Linked DNA regions of Homo sapiens: region 2 is linked to region 1. The links are chromatin loops, found by intact Hi-C in ENCODE. Cell type or tissue: CD14-positive monocyte. All regions are shown on one strand. Each heading gives the region's core, and the rest is flanking DNA. Links, peaks and the distances in the headings are about the cores only.

The links. Hi-C counts contacts between places; a loop is a spot of excess contacts. Peaks named below come from ENCODE experiments on the same cell type or tissue, not always from the same donor. Only the 100,000 strongest peaks of a DNase experiment are listed, where the experiment ranks them.
Region 2: a loop joins it to region 1, with 4 times the contacts of the local background. A loop is called at or near these places in 29 of 110 quality-filtered maps.

Annotation. Positions count from the first base shown.
Region 1 is chr3:127,676,798-127,684,723 of GRCh38, forward strand. It overlaps ABTB1 (ankyrin repeat and BTB domain containing 1), which reads left to right. Exons shown (of 12, transcript NM_172027.3): 7 at 170-286; 8 at 371-489; 9 at 668-766; 10 at 879-1,046; 11 at 3,188-3,388; 12 at 3,472-4,129. The coding sequence ends at 3,678. Among named protein-coding and RNA genes, the nearest start is that of ABTB1, 7.8 kb to the left of the region's middle. RefSeq lists an enhancer at 5,964-6,499. In CD14-positive monocyte, for the core only: no CTCF peak of the experiment used is centred there; DNase peaks (open chromatin) are centred at 594 and 1,984; H3K27ac peaks cover 485 bases.
Region 2 is chr3:127,600,086-127,610,461 of GRCh38, forward strand. MCM2 (minichromosome maintenance complex component 2) reads left to right here. Exons shown (of 16, transcript NM_004526.4): 3 at 4,523-4,698; 4 at 4,811-5,071; 5 at 6,033-6,252; 6 at 6,525-6,732; 7 at 8,297-8,431; 8 at 8,747-8,938. Among named protein-coding and RNA genes, the nearest start is that of MCM2, 6.9 kb to the left of the region's middle. In CD14-positive monocyte, for the core only: no CTCF peak of the experiment used is centred there; no DNase peak of the experiment used is centred there; H3K27ac peaks cover 855 bases.

The sequences.
Region 1 (7,926 bases), core at 26-4,025:
GTTCCCTGGGGCCTGTAGAACAGCTTTTGATGGGGAAACCATGGTGGCAAGTGGGCCCAGGAGTCCTAGTCCTGCAGCCAGGTGGCCAGGTGGGAGGGGATCACCCTTTTTCTGTGGGCCTGATGACAGCTGAGGTCCCGCAGGCCCTCATCCTCCCCACTGCCCCCAGGCCGCCTGGACATTGGCGTAGAGCATGTGAGTGACTGTGAGCGCCTGGCCAAGCAATGCCAGCTGTGGGACCTGCTCAGCGACCTGGAGGCCAAGTGCGAGAAGGTGTCTGAGTTTGGTGCGAGCAGGGTTTGGGGCCCGGGGCCATGGGTGCGGCCTGGCAGGGCTGGCCTGGCTCCCTGAAGTTGTTCTTCCCCTGTAGTGGCGTCTAAGCCAGGCACGTGTGTGAAGGTGCTGACCATCGAGCCCCCACCTGCAGACCCCCGCCTCCGGGAGGACATGGCGCTGCTGGCCGATTGTGCCCTGCCCCCCGAGCTCCGAGTAAGTGCGGGGCTGGTGGGCAGGAAGGGCGTTTTGGGATGGCAGGCCGTGACAGGCAGCCCAGATACTTGGGCTCAATTCCTTGTGTGGTCCTGGACCAGTTACTTCCCTTTTCTGAACCTAGTCGTTCACTTCTGTGAACAACTGCTCTGATGGGGTCACCTCTTCTGTACCCCAGGGTGATCTTTGGGAGCTGCCCTTCCCTTGTCCTGACGGCTTCAACAGCTGCCCTGACATCTGCTTCCGAGTGGCTGGCTGCAGCTTCCTCTGCCACAAGGTGCCTGTGCCCTCCTGTTGCCCCTGGCCCCAGCCCGTTGCCCTGAGCCCCCGTCTAGCTCCTCAGGAGACAGACCCTGGCCCTCACACTTCCTGAGCCCGGCCTCCCCCAGGCCTTTTTCTGTGGCCGCAGTGACTACTTCCGAGCCCTGCTGGATGACCACTTCCGAGAGAGCGAGGAGCCAGCGACCTCAGGGGGCCCCCCAGCCGTCACCCTGCATGGCATCTCACCCGACGTCTTCACTCACGTGCTCTACTACATGTACAGCGACCACACTGAGGTGGGGGCTCAGGCAGAGCTGGGGATGGCACACAACCTGTGCTGCCGTGGGCTGAGAGGGAGCGCCAGGGCCCTGGGGGTCTGTGGAAGGGCCCAGCTGGCCCCATGGTTGACGTTTTGAGAAGGCTGGAGGGGAAGGCTGTGGGACTTTGGATTTTTCTTTCAGGTAGAGGAAGCCTTGTTGGGCTCCAGAGAGAGGATGAGTGATGAGCCTGTGTCACAGACACTCCACACTTGTCAGCCACTTGGGATCCTCAGCTTCTCTAGCAGGAGGGTGGAGGGTGGGTGGGGACAGCCTCCTCTCTGTGGTGCTGCAGATCCCTGGGGTTCTGGGTTCCCAGTCTCCTCTTCCCTTGCTGCCTGCCTCTGTCTCCAGCTGCCCCAAGGTGTCCGTAAGCCAAGGCTGCAGGGCAGCAGCAGAGTGCTGAAGGTTTGCTCTGCCAGGGTGTGTGAGAGAGAGAGAGAGTGTGTGTGTGCGTGCGCGTGCGCGCGCACTATAAAGCAATCCCCATATCTGGTGGCTTAAAGAAGAGGGGAGTTTGTTTCTCCTTCACTTCTGACTGAGGTGGGTGCCCCAGGGCAAGTGGCTTGCGGAAGATCAGGTCATCCCTCCATCTTGCCCCTGTATGCCTAAGGGTGAAGGTCAAAAACCTTTTCTCTGAAGGTGAGTGTTTCAGGTTCTGTGGGCCATATGGCCCTGTTGTAGCTACTCAACTCTGTAGCGCAAAGGTAGCCAGAGACAGTACAGAGATGAGTGGGTGAGGCTGCATTCCAATAAAACTTTACTTGCACAAACAGGCTGGATTTGGTCCACAGGCCGTAGCTTACCCATCCTGCCTGGGGCATCGCGTTTGGCCATGGAGATTGGGTCCTAGGCAAACTCATGCTCTAGGAGGAAGAGGAAGGCAGGGCAAGCAATGCTGTTTTTGTAGAAGCCACCGGAAATTGCACCACTTCTCATGTTCCCCTGGAGAGAACTTCGTGCCTACCTGCCAACAAGGGAGGCTTGGAAAGTCATTCTGTGGCCAGGGCCCTGTTTTGTGGGGGAAGGGGAGGAAGCATGCTGGGAGACAGAGGGCAGTCCCTACTGCTGCTCTATCTCCAGTGGCAGCTCCCTTGTCCATCCCTCCGCGCGGCCTGACAGCCCCTCAGCCTCCATCTTTCCCACCCCCTCTACTGGGCATCTCCTGCAGCTCAGCCCAGCTCTCTGGCCCCTGTAGCAGGGGTTACCTTTGCCCACCCTGGAGAAGCTCCCTCTTCAAGGAGCCTCGCCACCCAAAGGGCACCTTGTCTCAGAGTGTGGCTTGGGCTCTTAACCTGGGTTGATACTGGTTGAGCTGTGTGACACTGGGTGAGCTTTGTGATCTTGGGCCAGTTACTTAACTGCTCTGTGCCTCTAGAACATGGGGATAGCTCTCGTCGTCACTTCCTAAGGCCTTGTGCAGATGCATGGGTTACCCAGGTAAAGGAGGTGGCATGGCACATGGCACATGGCTTGTAATGTGGTCGCAGAGCTCCCCTTGTCTCTGTCTGCAGCTTGCTCCCTGTGCCACCCAGGCTCTGGCCTGAATCTGAGGGCTTCAGTCTTATCCAGCACAGGATGTATCTGTAGGTGGGCTCTGTGTCCCCACAGCCTCTTGAGAGGGAGGGAGCTGGTAGATAGTCTCCCACCCCTGGCAGAGTCCCTGCATAGGTCTTGACTAGCTGCCTCTGTCCCACCATTCTGACAGCCCCCGCAGGTAGGCATGGTTATCTATACCTCATGGACTGGGAACTAGAGGCACAGGGAGGTGCAGTGACTTGCCCAGGGCCCCACAGCTAGAAGTGTCAGACCCAGGTCTGTATAACTCGGAGCTCAGACCCTGGCTCCTGCGAGGGCCCTGCCTCCCGCCTGCCCTGCCAGCCTGCTCAGGGCATGGGAGAACCCCCCAGTCTTCTGCCCCCTAGCGGTCCTGCAGATCCCTGTGGGAATCTGGGCCAGCCCCCCGACCCCCAACCCCATACATGCGCAGGGAGCTCCTACTCCCACTGGAAGCCTTCCCGCCAGTGCCCCCCAACCACCACAGGCCCTAGCCTTGGCTGTTGTGCCCTGGGAGCCCTTGGTGACCTCGGGGGGCACCTTCATCCCTGTCTTCACTGCAGCTGTCCCCCGAGGCAGCCTATGATGTGCTGAGCGTCGCCGACATGTACCTGCTGCCAGGCCTGAAGAGGCTGTGCGGCCGCAGCCTGGCTCAGATGCTAGACGAGGACACTGTGGTGGGTGTGTGGCGCGTGGCCAAGCTCTTCCGCCTGGCGCGGCTTGAGGACCAGTGCACTGAGTACATGGCCAAGGTCATTGAGAAGGTGGGCCAGTGGTCTGCAGTGGGTGGGAAGGAGGGGTGAGAGGGCAGGCACCCCTCCACTGAGCTGGCCCTTCCCGCTCATAGCTGGTGGAGCGGGAGGACTTCGTGGAGGCGGTGAAGGAGGAGGCAGCGGCTGTGGCAGCCCGGCAGGAGACGGACTCTATCCCGCTGGTGGACGACATCCGCTTCCACGTGGCCAGCACGGTGCAGACCTACAGCGCCATAGAGGAGGCGCAGCAGCGTCTGCGGGCACTCGAGGACCTGCTCGTGTCCATCGGTCTGGACTGTTGAGCCCCTGGCTGGGCAGCCCCAGGGGCCAGGAGCTCTCTTGGAGACAAGCATGTGTATGCGTTTGTGTGCAGCTCTTCTTCCTGCTCCCTGCACATTGAGGGCTTCATGGGGGGTGCGAGGGGCTCAGTGGGGCTTCTCTTCCCTCCATGAGCCTGGAGACCCCAGGGGAGGATCCATTTGGGATGAGCCCCCTCCCCCCAATGCACAAGCCAGCCCCCAAGACCCTGGGGGTGGACACCACTCAGGGAAACCTGGGGTGGGGGTGGGCTTTGGTCTTAGCACTTTCCTTCTCCAGATCCCCCCTACCCACCCCAGTCCCAAATCCAGTCCTCTGGCCCTTGCCTAGCCCTGAATTGCTTCTCTAAGCTGGTGTTCCCATGCACAGGGCCATTCAGGAAGGGCTGGGGGAGTGTGTGTGGCAATAAAGCTTGAAGGCACCGTGGGAGCATGAGCCTGTGTCCTGGGGTACAGCTTGGGAAGGGTGGGGCCTTCTGGAGCCAGTGGAGCTGGTGTGACCAAGGAAAGAAGCTCTAGAGTTGGGGGCTCCCAGCAGAGGCTGGCCCAGAGCCCAAGGGCCAGGGTACCTGGCTGAGCAGACCTAGAGATCTGCCACTGACCCCAGTGTGGCCTGGGCCCATCCTGGCTCCCTGCCTCCCTGTCTCCATGGATGCTGGTTGTGGTGGGCCTCATTCTAGGAGAGGGCCAGGACCAAAATGACCATTTTCTGTCAGCCCAGTGCCAGTCTTTTCCCCAGGGAGGACCTTGTGGCCCTTCCTGCAGGGGCTGCTACCTTATTATGGGAAGGTAAGCTGCAGGGGCCAAGGGAGACCTTTCTCCTTGGCCCTCTGAAGGTTCACTGAAAAATTAACTTGCAAAAGGCAGAGTAACAGGAGAAAAGACACGCAAATTTATTTAGCATGTAGACATGGGCGTCTTCAGAATGAAGACCCAAAGATGGGAAGCTGTCCATTGTTAGGCTTAGGCTCAGCAAAGTGTGGCCAGCCGAGTAGAAATGGGATTGGCAAAAAGTGCAGGATCCTATGCTGACTGAACAGGGAAATGCAGCCAGGCCTGTCTAGATTCTTCTTGGTCTCTCTGAGCAGCCTGCCTGCCTACCTTCTGGGTGTGGGGCAGGACCCTCTGGAATGGGGGTCTTATGACCTATAGTCAAACAAGGTGGATCAGATTATTACTTTATGGCCAGTTTTTACACAGATACGGCAGAGGGAAAGTGAGAGTCCTGTTTTTAGGTTTTATGGCTGGCTTTGGGGAAAGGGGGCTCTGGTTTCTAGGGCCCGCCTAGGGGAAGAGGGATTCTAGTTTCTGTGGCTAGCCTCGGGATGATGAGACTGAGAGAAGGGGGCAAAAGTTCAGAGAGAAGCTCCTGCTTCTGAGGTTGTTGCTTGGGTCTTCATTTTGGGGTATTTGAGCCCCAAGGGGGTTTCTCACGATGAGCTGCAGGCCTGTGGACCGCCCCCCCACCAGGCCTCTGCCTTCTAACCTGGTTAAACTCAGTGTCGTGTCATGGCCCTGGGGGAGGAAAGGAAGGCTGGTTCTTTCACAGGGCTTCTAATATCGGGTGTCTCCACCCTCCCTGCAGTTATTTCACAGCTGTTCATGCTTTTTTTTTTTTTTTTTCTTTTCAGACGGATTCTCGCTCTGTCGCCCAGGCTGGAGTGCAGTGGTGCGATCTTGCTTGGCTCACTGCAACCTCCACCTCCCGAGTTCAAGCAATTCTGCTCAGCCTCCTGAGTAGCTGGGATTACAGGTGCACACCACCATGCCCGGCTAATTTTTGTATTTTTAGTGGACACAGGGTTTCGCCCTGTTGGCCAGGCTGAGCTTGAACTCCTAACCTCAGGTGATCCGCCTGCCTTGGCCCCACAAAGTGTTGGGATTACAGGTGTGAGCCACCATGCCCGGCCTCTTCATGCCTTTTTACTATGGTATTTTTGGATTTTTTCCCTTTTTCCTCCCCAGTGCATTTTCAGCCATGTTGCACTGGCATGTTGGTCGTCACATGGGGGAAGTTGTAGGTCTGAAGTGACCACTAGTGAGGGATCAGCTGGGACAAGTCATGGTGCAGCCTGCAGGAGGTGATGAGTGTGTTGGGGAGGTGTCCTGGGTAGGGCCTGTGGGTGGAGATTGTAGTTTGTGCAAGGGCCTGGGATCCTGAAAACAGCCTGAGATGGGATGGGCTGGCGGGGGTCTGCGCATTGCCAGAGCTGAGCTGCGGCCAGAGGACCAACCCCACCGTGGGTCTGCCTTTCACTGCTGGCCACCGCTCTGCCTGTTTGCCCGCCCACAAACTGGGGGTGATTATGGCAACTCCCTCTTACCTAGTGTTTGACCTATCCTGAGCCTGGTGTGTTAAACAAAGGCTGAGTCCACCTGGTGGGTGGGAGGTGGGAGCACGGGAGTGACAGGGGCTCACTCCGGTTGCCCTGGGGCACACAGGAAGGGAAGAGTGAGGCCAGGCTAGTGGCCTAACACCAGCAGGTCTCACCTCAGAGCACACACAAATCCTGGTGTGCCAAGAGAGATTTAAATATTTAAATAAAAAATTTTAATTCCTATGCATTTCTTTTCATATGCATTAGGGGAGAAAATGAGCTACTACATGAAACCTTTTTTTACAGATGTTATTATTTGAAATCATAAAGTTTCCAATCTTGAACAAATTTTAAATAAAACCCTAGTAAGAGGGCAGTTTAAGGAAAAATTATCTGGAGTTGGTATTTTAGTGGTTCACTGATACAGCAGATACATACAGCCAGGTGTACCAGCTATGGCACCTGTTCAGGGAGAGCTGCAGTCTGAGAACTGCCACCCCTCAGGAACTAGGCTGTGTGGTTGTTGGGGCAGCATTCCCCAGCCACACCACACCATTTCTCACTTTATTTTATTTTATTATTTTATTTTATTTTATTTTATTTTTTTGAGACGGAGTCTAGCCCTTTTACCCAGGCTGGAATACAGTGGTGTGATCTCGGCTCACTGCAACCTTTATCTCCCAGGTTCAAATGATTCTCGTGCCTCAGCCTCCAGAGTAGCTGGGGCTACAGGCGCCCACCACCATGCCCAGCTAATTTTCATATTTTTAGTAGAGACATTGTTTCACCATGCTGGCCAGGGTGGTCTCGAACTCCTGACCTCAAGTGATCCGCCCGCCTCAGCCTCCCAAAGTGCTGGGATTACAGGCATGAGCCACTGCACCCGGCCCCATTCCTCACTTTAGCCTCAGGCAGAGAAGACAGCGCGATGGGGAAACACTTATGTAGGAAGGTGTCCAATGCGGTATTGCAAATCAACAGGAAGCATTGCCAGCAGCCGCAGCGAGCAGCAAGTGGGGAAGGAACAGAGAGCATGGATGCGCAGAGCTTCCTGTAACTACGAGGGTGGTCAGTGAAGCTTCTGTGTCCACAAGGAAAAGGTGGAGGACATTCAGGCACTAGGGGGTGCTCCCCAGGCTTATGTGAGAAACCTGTAGCACAGACAGCCACACAGGAGTAGTGAACTACAACCATGGAATTTGAAATTTAGTGTCTAATACTTGGTTCTAAAATTGGGTTGATTTAAATTCAGAAGTGTGCTCTACTCTGACAAATGTTAAAATAGACTAATAGAAGACACATTTTGACACAGAGGCCCTGGGTTTGAGACTCCTCCATCATCCCTAAACCAGAGGAAGAGTTGCTGCGTGAGAGCTGGGGATATTTGATCTGATTTCTGTTTAGTTTCTGTAATGTAGCTGTGCTACCTTTAAAATTAAAAATAAAACAAAACATGTTTATCTCTTTAATTCATTCCCACTCCCAGGTGAAAAAAAAATTTTATTGTTGAATGAAAAATATTTTCATCATGTGTTATTGGAAAAATTATATGTATTCTCTCCCAACTCAAGATACCCACAAATTTTTAACAGACAGAAAAATAGACTGGTGGTTCACGCCTGTAATCCCAGCACTTTGGGAGGCTGAGGCAGGAGGATGGTCTGAGCGCAGGAGTTTGAGACCAGCCTGGGCAGCACACTGAGACTCTGTCTTTCCAAAAAATAAAAAATTAGCCGGGTGTGGTGGCGCGAGCCTGTAGTCCCAGCTACTCTAGAGGCTGAGGTGGGAAGGTAGCTTGAACCCAGGAGGTTGAGGCTGCAGTGAGCTGTGACTGCACCACTGCACTCCAGCCTGGGCAACAGAGTGAGACGCTGTCTCAGAAAAAAAAAAAGAAAAATCAACTGGACAATGACAA
Region 2 (10,376 bases), core at 599-4,598, 76 kb before region 1:
CCTGGTCAACAGGGTGAAACCCCGTCTCTGCTAAAAATACAAAAAATTAGCTGTGCATGGTGGTGCGTGCTTGTAGTCCCAGCTACTTGGGAGGCTAAGGCAGGAGAATCACTTCAACCCAGGAGGCATAGGTTGCAGTGAGCTGAGATCACACCACTGCACTCCAGCCTGGGCGAAAAGAGTGAAACTCTGTTTCAAAAATAAATAAATAAATAAGTTAGCAAGACTTAATGCTAGGAGAGTGGAGTAAGCTCTGCGCATAAGCAAGGCTAGATTTCTACCCCTGCCTTACTCTGCATTTCCAGCTGCGATCTGGTAGATAACGTCAGTAGCGGAATTGTGTGAATGCCCAGGAGCCTCGTGGAGATGCTCCTTTTGTGCCTTTTCAGCCTTAGCATGTGTGAGAGTACTGTGCAGGGCATCCTGCCGTCCCTAGGATGTCAGACAGTTGAGAGGCTTTCAAGGGCACTCCAGACTGGATGCATCTTTGCTATTATCAGTACCACCCCCAACGATGAGACTGCATGTGCTGTAGGCTGTAGAAGGAATGAGGAGTCTGGATAAATCTGCCCTGGACTTGGGGTCAGGGCATGGGTCCTAGACGGCTTTCCTGTTCTGCCTGATGGAGTTGTTCAGGCCGGATGCCCCTCCTCTGCTGTTTCCCCTCCCTGTCTTGACCCTTTCTCTTTGCTTCTCTGAGAAGCAAAGAGAGAGGCCCTTGGCAGGGGGCTTCTGGGTAGAGGTATCTGAGGGATGGCTGAGCCCAATTACATTTGTTTTTGTGGTTTTTCAAAAAAAAAAAAAAAAACTTTATTGGGCTATAGTTTTTTAGAGTTTACCCCTTGCGAAAATATAATTCAATGCAAATTCATGGTAAATTTCCTGAGTTATGCAGCCTTCACCACAATCCAGTGTGAGAACAGGGCCGTTTTCCCATTGAGGTCCCTCCTGCCTGCTTATAGTTCATTCTCAGTTCTTACCCAACCCACAGGTAAGAATTAAAGACCTGTCTCTAGATTTTCCAATCTGGTCATTTCATATAAATTGAATCATATTATATATGCACTTTTGTGGTGGGCTTTTTTCTCTTAGTGTGGTTTTAAGGTCTTTCTGTGTTCTTGCATGTGCAGCACTCCATTCCTTTTTGTGGCTGAATCATATTTCTTTGTATGGAGATACCACATCTATTCATCAGTTGATGGATGTTGGCTTCCTCAAGCCTTTTGGCGATTATGAATAATGTTGCTATGAACATTCATTACAGGTCGTGTTTTTTTGTTTGTTTGTTTGTTTGTTTTTGAGTTTTGCTCTGTCGCTTAGGCTGCAGTGTAGTGGCACAATCTCAGCTCACTGCAACCTCCGCCTCCCAGGTTCAAGCAATTCTCCTGCCTCAGCCTCCCAAGTAGCTGGGATCACAGACATTTGCCACCACACCGGCTAATTTTTCTATTTTTAGTAGAGATGCGGTTTCGGTTTTACCATGTTGGCCAGGCTGGTCTTGAACCCCTGACCTCAGGTGATCCACGTGCTTCAGCCTCCCAAAGTGCTGGGATTACAGGTGTGAGCCACCACACCCGGCCCGTTACAGGTTTTTATGTGACCAGATCTTTAATTCTGTTGGCTATGTAGGAGTGAGATTGTTGGTCTTGTGTTTAATCTTTTGAGGAACTGCCAGACTGTTTTCAAAAGCAGCTGCACTATCTTGCATTCCCACCAGCAACACATGAGGGTTCCACTCCTCCGTGTTCTTGCCAACATTGGTCTTTTTGATTCTGGCCATCCCTGCAGGTGTGAAGTGGCATCTCATTCCTGATGGCTAATGATGTTGAACATCTTTTCGTATGCTTGATTGGCTATCTGTGTATCTTCAGAGAAATCCTGGACTCACTTTTTAATTGGGTTGCTTGTCTTTTTACTATTGAGTTGTAAGAGGTTTTTTACATATTCTGAATATAAGTCCTCTATCAGATATGTAATTTGCAGTTATTTTCTCCTCAATCTGGCTTATCTTTTTCGTGGTTTTAATGTTTTCTTTTGAAGTGCAAAAGTTTTGAAATTTGATGAAGTCCAGTTTAACTTTTTTTTTTTTTTTTTTTTGTATGAACCAATTAGAAGTTTGCTGAGGGCATTTTGTGTGACTTGAGATCCAGGGAGAATGGGACCGATACCTTTTCCCCGAAAACATGGAAGAAATCAGACCTGGTCAACTCTGATATCTGCCTGGCTGGGTTCTGCTTGGGGCATCAACAGCATAAAAAGATTTGTTCTGACAGTAGTTTGACAATGTTTATTGCAGAAAAATAGTAGCAGTTTCTCTTGTCACCATTTAACCTGAAAAAAGGAGAATTCAAGGGGATTGTCTTGGGGAGGCAGTATGGCATGGGGGAAGGAGCTCTGGGCTTGGACTATATTTTGACACTCAGGTCTACAGAGCGACCATAGGCAAAAATCACATTTTCCCCTCAACTACCCATTTCCTCATCTTTCAGATGGAATGACAGTGTCTCCTCCTCAGGGAAGAGAGCACTGCAGGGAAGAGAGCACAGTGCTTTGCACTCGCTGGGTGCCTTATTAAGGCATTACTTCTCTTCAGTATCTGAAGGAAGATAATGTGGAAAATGTGTGTCTGATGGTCTTAGAGTAGCTCAAAGGGTTGAGACAGTGGGTGGCCATTTCAGAGGGCTGGTTTGGCTGACTGTGCATGGAAGCCAGGACATCAGGTTGTTGAAGGCGGCATAGTCAGAGATGGGGAAAGTACAGGGAGAATTCCAGCCCTCACGGGGAGTTGGGTCAGCTCTCTGAAGCCTTTTGGTCTAATGTTTTGTGGTTCCTTGAATTATTTTTTCTTATTGGGCGCATAGAAGCTGTCTGGAGATCTACCTCCCCTTTTGTAATTGTGGTAAAATACACATAACAAAATTTACCTTTTCTTTTGTTTTTTTTTTGAGACAGAGTCTCACTCTGTTGCCAGGCTGGAGTGCAGTGGTGTGATCTCGGCTCACTGCAACCTCCGAAAGTGATTCTCCTGCCTCAGCTTCCCAAGTAGCTGGGACTACAGGCGCCCACCACCGCGCCCAAGTAATTTTTGTATTTTTAGTAGAGACGGGGTTTCACCGTGTTAGCCAGGATGGTCTCGATCTCCTGACCTCGTGATCCGCCCGCCTCAGCCTCCCAAAGTGCTGGGATTACAAGCATGAGCTACTGCCCTGGCCCAAAATTTACCATCTTAACCTTTTTTGTTTGTTTGTTTGTTTGAGACGGAGTTTCACTCTTGTTGCCCAGGCTGGAGTGCAGTGGTGCTATCTCGGCTCACTGCAACCTCTGCCTCCCTGGTTCAAAGTGCTAGGATTACAGGCATGAGCCACCGCACCCAGCCCTTTTGTTTGTTTGTTTGTTTTGTTTTGTTTGCTAGTTTTTTGAGACAGGGTCTTACTCTGTCACCCAGGCTGGAATGCAGTGGCACGAACGTGGCTCACTGCAGCCTTGAACTCCTGCGCTCAAGCAATCCTCCCAGCTCAGCCTCCTGAGTAGCTAGGACTATAGGCATGTGCCACCAGGCCTGGGTTATTTTTTTTTTCTTTTTGTTTTTTTTGAGACGGAGTCTCACTCTGTTGCGACCAGGCTGGAGTGCAGTGGCACAATCTCTGCTCACTGCAACCTCTGCCTCCCGGGTTCAAGCGATTCTCCTGCCTCAGCCTCTCGAGTAGCTGGGACTAGAGGCACATGACACTACGCCCAGCTAATTTTTGTATTTTTAGTAGAGATGGAGTTTTACCATGTTCGCCAGGATGGTCTCAATCTCTTGACTTCGTGATTCATCCGCCTTGGCCTCCCAAAGTGCTGGGATTACAGGCATGAGCCACCGTGCCCGGCCATTTTCTATTTTTATACAGATGGGGTCTCACTATGTTAAGGCTGTTCTTGAACTCCTGGGCTCAAGTGATCCTCCTGCCTTCACCTCCCAAAGTGCTGGAATTATAGGCATGAACCACCATGCCCAGCCATCTTAACCATTCTTATGTGTATGGTTCAGTGGCATTAAGTACATTCATATTGTTGTGCGGCCATCACCGCCATCCATCCACAAAAGTCTTTTCAGTTTGAAAACTGAAACTGTCTCGGTTAAACACTAACTCCCCATTCTTCCCAGCACCTAGCAACCATCATTTTACTTTCTGTTTCTGTGAATTTGACCGCTCAGTGAGTGGAACCATATAGGATTTGTCCTTTTGTGCCTGGCTTCTTTCACTCAGAATCATGTCCTCAAGGTTCATCCATGTGCCAGCACGTGGCAGAATTTCCTTCTATTTTAAGGCTTCATCGTCCATCATATGGACAGATCGTGTTTTGTTCATCCATTGGAGATCTTTTCTGAGCCTTCTGTGTTTCTGACCTGGAAGCGCTGAGCCTACCCACAATGGGGCTCCTGAACCTTAGGGAACAGGCCCAGTTCCTGGATGGGGTTTGGTGCTTAGGGTTTTCCTTTTTGGCAGTAACCACATCTGTTTTGGTGCTCCCTCAGGGACTACCGCGCCATCCCAGAGCTGGACGCCTATGAGGCCGAGGGACTGGCTCTGGATGATGAGGACGTAGAGGAGCTGACGGCCAGTCAGAGGGAGGCAGCAGAGCGGGCCATGCGGCAGCGTGACCGGGAGGCTGGCCGGGGCCTGGGCCGCATGCGCCGTGGGCTCCTGTATGGTAGGTCCAGTTGTCTGCCTGCCCGAGGGACTGGGAAGCTGGGAAGGAGTCTGGGAGGGGAGTAGAAGGTGCTGGGGATGACCGCAGTAGCAGGTGTCTCTTGCCTCCCCAGACAGCGATGAGGAGGACGAGGAGCGCCCTGCCCGCAAGCGCCGCCAGGTGGAGCGGGCCACGGAGGACGGCGAGGAGGACGAGGAGATGATCGAGAGCATCGAGAACCTGGAGGATCTCAAAGGCCACTCTGTGCGCGAGTGGGTGAGCATGGCGGGCCCCCGGCTGGAGATCCACCACCGCTTCAAGAACTTCCTGCGCACTCACGTCGACAGCCACGGCCACAACGTCTTCAAGGAGCGCATCAGCGACATGTGCAAAGGTGTGGCTTCCCTACGCCCCCGCCTCAGCCCCTGTAGCGCCTCCCTAAATCCTCCCCAGAAAGTTGTCTGAGCCGAGTGAACACGTGAAGCACAGGGCATATGGCTGAGAGGTCTGTCAGAGAAACCAAAAGTTTTGAGTTTTGCATCAGGGCTCTCCTGCTGGCTATGCAGTGACCACATCTGGGCCACCAAAGCGTTTTTTGACAAGCTTGAAAATGGACAGATTTTATATAAAAATCTGGATTACTACTTTGATCTTTGTAATAGGAATTGACTCTTTTTTTTTTTTTTTTTTTTTTTGAGACGGAGTTTTGTTCTTGTTTCCCAGGCTGGAGTGCAATGGCACGGTCTCGGCTCACTGCAACCTCCGCCTCCTGGGTTCAAGCGTTTCTCATGCCTCAGCCTCCCGAGTAGCTGGAATTACAGGCATGCACCACCATGCCTGACTAATTTTTTTTTTTTAGTAGAGAAGGGGTTTCTCCATGTTGGTCAGACTGGTCTCAAACTCCCGACCTCAGGTGATTTGCCCGCCTTGGCCTCCCAGAGTGTTGAGATAACAGGCGTGAGCCACCGTCCCCAGCCAGGAATTGACTTTTAAAAGGGACATGTAGATCTTGATTCCTGCAATTCCTTCCACTGCTTTTTGTCCTGTGTTTGTCAGTTTCTTCCTGGCTCTTGTAAGGCGTTTCATGTTTGTAGCTGTGTAGGCACTCTGCTCATATTTAATTTAACCCCCCAGCAACTTTGTACACTGTGTGACATGCCCATTTTACGGAGTAGGAAGTTGAAGCTCAGGCTATGTCACAGCTGAAGTGTGGTAGACCTAGAAGTGAAAGCTGGGCTTTCTAGGTCAAAATCAATGGTCGGGGTGGGTAGGCCTTGCTTCTCACACAGGCATTGTTGCAGCCCAGCCCAGGCCTCATGCTTAGTTAACTCTCTTCCCACTGTGCCCCCTTCTAGAGAACCGTGAGAGCCTGGTGGTGAACTATGAGGACTTGGCAGCCAGGGAGCACGTGCTGGCCTACTTCCTGCCTGAGGCACCGGCGGAGCTGCTGCAGATCTTTGATGAGGCTGCCCTGGAGGTGGTACTGGCCATGTACCCCAAGTACGACCGCATCACCAACCACATCCATGTCCGCATCTCCCACCTGCCTCTGGTGGAGGAGCTGCGCTCGCTGAGGTGAGCTGAGGGCAGGTGAGGATGGCAGGTCCGAGCTCAGTGCTGGGTGACTCGGTCGTGATTCCTGAAGAGCGATTGTGGTGTGGGCGGGGAGGGTGCAGCCAGCAGCATCCTCATCGCAGGTGAGTTGTGGTTGCACAGGAGTGTGATGGGAGGGATCTTCCCGGGCTGGGGGCTGGGCCCAATTTCCAGGACAGTGTGTTGGGACACTCTCGTCTGCAGCCTGGCCTCACCCTGGCTCACGGCTTCTGATGCACCCTCTGCCTCCGCAGGCAGCTGCATCTGAACCAGCTGATCCGCACCAGTGGGGTGGTGACCAGCTGCACTGGCGTCCTGCCCCAGCTCAGCATGGTCAAGTACAACTGCAACAAGTGCAATTTCGTCCTGGGTCCTTTCTGCCAGTCCCAGAACCAGGAGGTGAAACCAGGCTCCTGTCCTGAGTGCCAGTCGGCCGGCCCCTTTGAGGTCAACATGGAGGAGGTGAGAGAGGACACAAGGTCTGCTGCCAGCTGTCCTTAGGGGTGCCCAGTATGCAGGACCTGACTGGCCTCTCAGGCTGTGGAAGACCAGTGTGGGCAGCCGCAAGAAGCAAGATAGAATTGTGTGTTGGCCACACCCTGGGGTGGACCCAGTCTGTCTGGCCAGTGGACTTAGCTTGGCCCACACGACGTTTTTAGGAATTCAAGTCAATATTTAAGTCAGGCGATTTGTTTAAACCATACAAGTTTATGGCTCCTCTTGAAACATGAGAAGATCTGGCAAACAGGGCCCACTTCTTGCCAGGTCACTCCTTCAGGATGTGTGCTTACCAGTCTCCATGGTGCCATCACTCACGTGGGGTGGCTGCAGTCCCATCGGGACTTCCCCTCAGCTTGTTTCTGGGACCTGTCTGGCTCACGTGGGGCCCCTGGACCATACCAACCTCCTGCACCATATTCAGGAGACGCTGCCAAAGCCTCTGATGTTAAGGTCTTAGGCACATGTAATGTGCCTTTGTACTTGAGCGTCCCTGTAAATGGGCTCATCGCCATCGCTGTGGTGGCGCCCAGGCCCCTTGACTGCCTTGCTGCTGTGGCTGTTGGCTGTCCTCTTCTCACCGCTCTGCAGTGCAGTTCTGCGAACTGTCCCAGCTGGAGCCACCTTGCCAGAAAATGCCTCAGAGGTTCCACCTGTGGCCACCTACAGCCAAAAGCTGACCCGTCTCGTCTCGGGTGGGGCAGCTGCAGGCCAGATGCCAGCTGAGCCACGTCTTTGCTCACTCTTCCCATGCCCTGTCTGTCTCCCTCAGGCCTTGCTTCTAGGGACCTGAGATAGTACCTGGTAGAGGGTTAACAGTTACAGCTATCATTCATGGAGTAACTTACCAGTGCCAGGTGGTGGGTGGTTTATTACCTGGTCCTTTTTCACAGCTCATGAGGCAGGAACTGTTACTGGCCCCACTTTGCCGAGTGTTTAGAGAACTGGCTGAGGTCACCCAACCAGAATGTGTGTTAGAGGTCCACAGCTCAGGCATCTTGATCTAGAGCATGTGCTTTTAACTGCAGTGCCATGTTGTGAGATAATGGGTACGAAATGACATGGCACAGTGCTGGCCTGTGATACTTGACAGTGACAGCCAAAACTTCCTGTAACTTAACATTTATCAGATGCTGGATTAGGTTGATGTATGTATGACTTGCTTTAATTCTTATTGTGAGGTTGCAGAGAAGGCACAGAGAGAGGAAGTCACTTGCCCAAGATCACACAGCTTAGACACAGAACCCAGGCAGCCTGGTTCCAGCATCGGTACTCAAGACAGCTTAGCTGTAAAGCATAGAGCAGGTGCTGAGTCTGGCCGTCAGAAGGCATCCCAGAGGGATGGTGTGGCAGGAGTGGGGACTGTCAACTGATGTGCTGAGTCGCCATGAACTCATTCCTTGCTGTCTTTGGCTCTCCATTTGCCACTCAGGAGTCGGAATCCTGCCTGTTCTCCCTCCTGTTCGGGGGTCAAGGTTAGGTGACATAGTAAGTCAGTGATTTGAGGCCTTCTGTGTGTCCCTCGCAGACCATCTATCAGAACTACCAGCGTATCCGAATCCAGGAGAGTCCAGGCAAAGTGGCGGCTGGCCGGCTGCCCCGCTCCAAGGACGCCATTCTCCTCGCAGATCTGGTGGACAGCTGCAAGCCAGGAGACGAGATAGTAAGTGGCCGGGGCAGGCTGGGAGGGAGCCAAGTTGCAGAGGGAACTGGCAGAAGCAGTTGTGGCTGGGCCGGTGGCGGTGTCTATGGTCGCAGGGGCACTCGGGCTAGGATCTGTTTTTGCATGGCTGAGGCAAAGAACTTTCTTCTGGTGGATGGGTTGTTGGAATGGTGGGTTTAGGAGGGGTTTTACTGAGTTACTTATCTTGGTGTCTGTAGTGTGGAGCACTTGCAATAGGAGAAACTGGAGGAAGGCAGCACGGAGGTGGGCACCCCTGGGTTAGGCTCTGACTTCTTGGCCCCTCCCTTTCCCCAGGAGCTGACTGGCATCTATCACAACAACTATGATGGCTCCCTCAACACTGCCAATGGCTTCCCTGTCTTTGCCACTGTCATCCTAGCCAACCACGTGGCCAAGAAGGACAACAAGGTTGCTGTAGGGGAACTGACCGATGAAGATGTGAAGATGATCACTAGCCTCTCCAAGGATCAGCAGATCGGAGAGAAGGTAGGTGGAAGGCAGGGGCAGGGGCTGTCAGGATGCTGTGAGAGGATATGGAGGGTTGCTGGGGCTGTGGTAGGCACCTAGGGCTCACTGCTCAAACCTTGCCTTATTCCCCTGGAGCTCAGTAAGCTTGTCTGGAAGGGAGGCCCTGTGCTCCAGGGAAGAGGTAAACTCGCATTGGGGATGGGTGAACCTGGCTGTGGCTCCACCATGGGCCAGCGAGGTAGTGGGATAACTTGGATGACCTCTCTGAGTCTGTGTGGTGGGAGGAGTCCCCTGCTGAGGACGGGGTTGCGACGAGAAGAGCTCTTCCTTTAGCAGATCATTTCAAGCTGTGGTTTGAAATTGGAACAGAGGCAGGGCAATAGGATAACTTGTGTCATGAGGGATTCCTAGGGATCCAGCTGTGGCCAACGGGAATTTCTTCAGAAAAACAACCCAGAATGGTGGTGTTTTTTGTTTTTTTTTGTGATGGAGATGGGGTCTCACTACGTTGTCCAGGCTGGTCTCAAACTCCTGGCTCAAGATCCTCTCACATTGGCTTCCCAAAGTGCTGGGCTTACAGGTGTGAGCCCTTGTGCCCAGGCAGTTGGGCAGTTGGTTTTTAGTATAGACATCCTTACTGAAGGATGAGGAGATGGGGATTTATGTTGCAGAAATACGGATTACTTAAACAGAACGTTAAATTTCTGTTGATAAAAACCCTTTGCTGTTTCTCCCACATTACCTCCATCCTGCCCCCAGAGCACCGTGTGTTCTCAAGCTCGCTGCTCTCCCCTTTCTCTTCCTTCCTTCCTCTGTTTCTCAGTCAACTTCCTTTTTTTTTTTTTTTTTTTTTTTTTTTGAGATGGAGTCTCTCTGTCACCCAGGCTGGAGTGCAGTGGCATGATCTCAGCTCACTACAGCCTCTGCCTCCTGGGTTCAAGCGATTCTTGTGCCTCAGCCTCCCGAGTAGCTGGGATTACAGGCACACATCACCGCACCTGACTAATTTTTGTATTTTTAGTAGAGACAGATTTCACCATGTTGGCCAGGCTGGTCTCGAACTCCTGACCTCAGGTGATCCGCTTGCCTCAGCCTCCCAAAGTGCTGGGATTATAGGTGTGAGGCACCACGCCCGGCCTTCAAGTCAACTTGAACTTCAGTTTTTAATGCAGAGCAGTTTAGTTCGCCCTTTAACCTCCACTCTTCTGCCCTCTGGCAAGATAAAATTCAGTTCCCATTTGGCTTCTTCAGTGAACTGGGTGATTTCCTTCTGACGTATGTAAACCCCCCAGGGACAGGAGCCATCACTGGCTTAATCACCTCTGTCTCCAGGGCCTGGCTGCAGGAGGCCCTGAGTAATTTTGAAGGAATGGATGGTGGGGTAAGGAGAGCTGTGTCCAGGCTGCAGGTTAGCTGATTTGTTTTGGTTGTTTCTCTCCATCCACCTTCCCCTGAA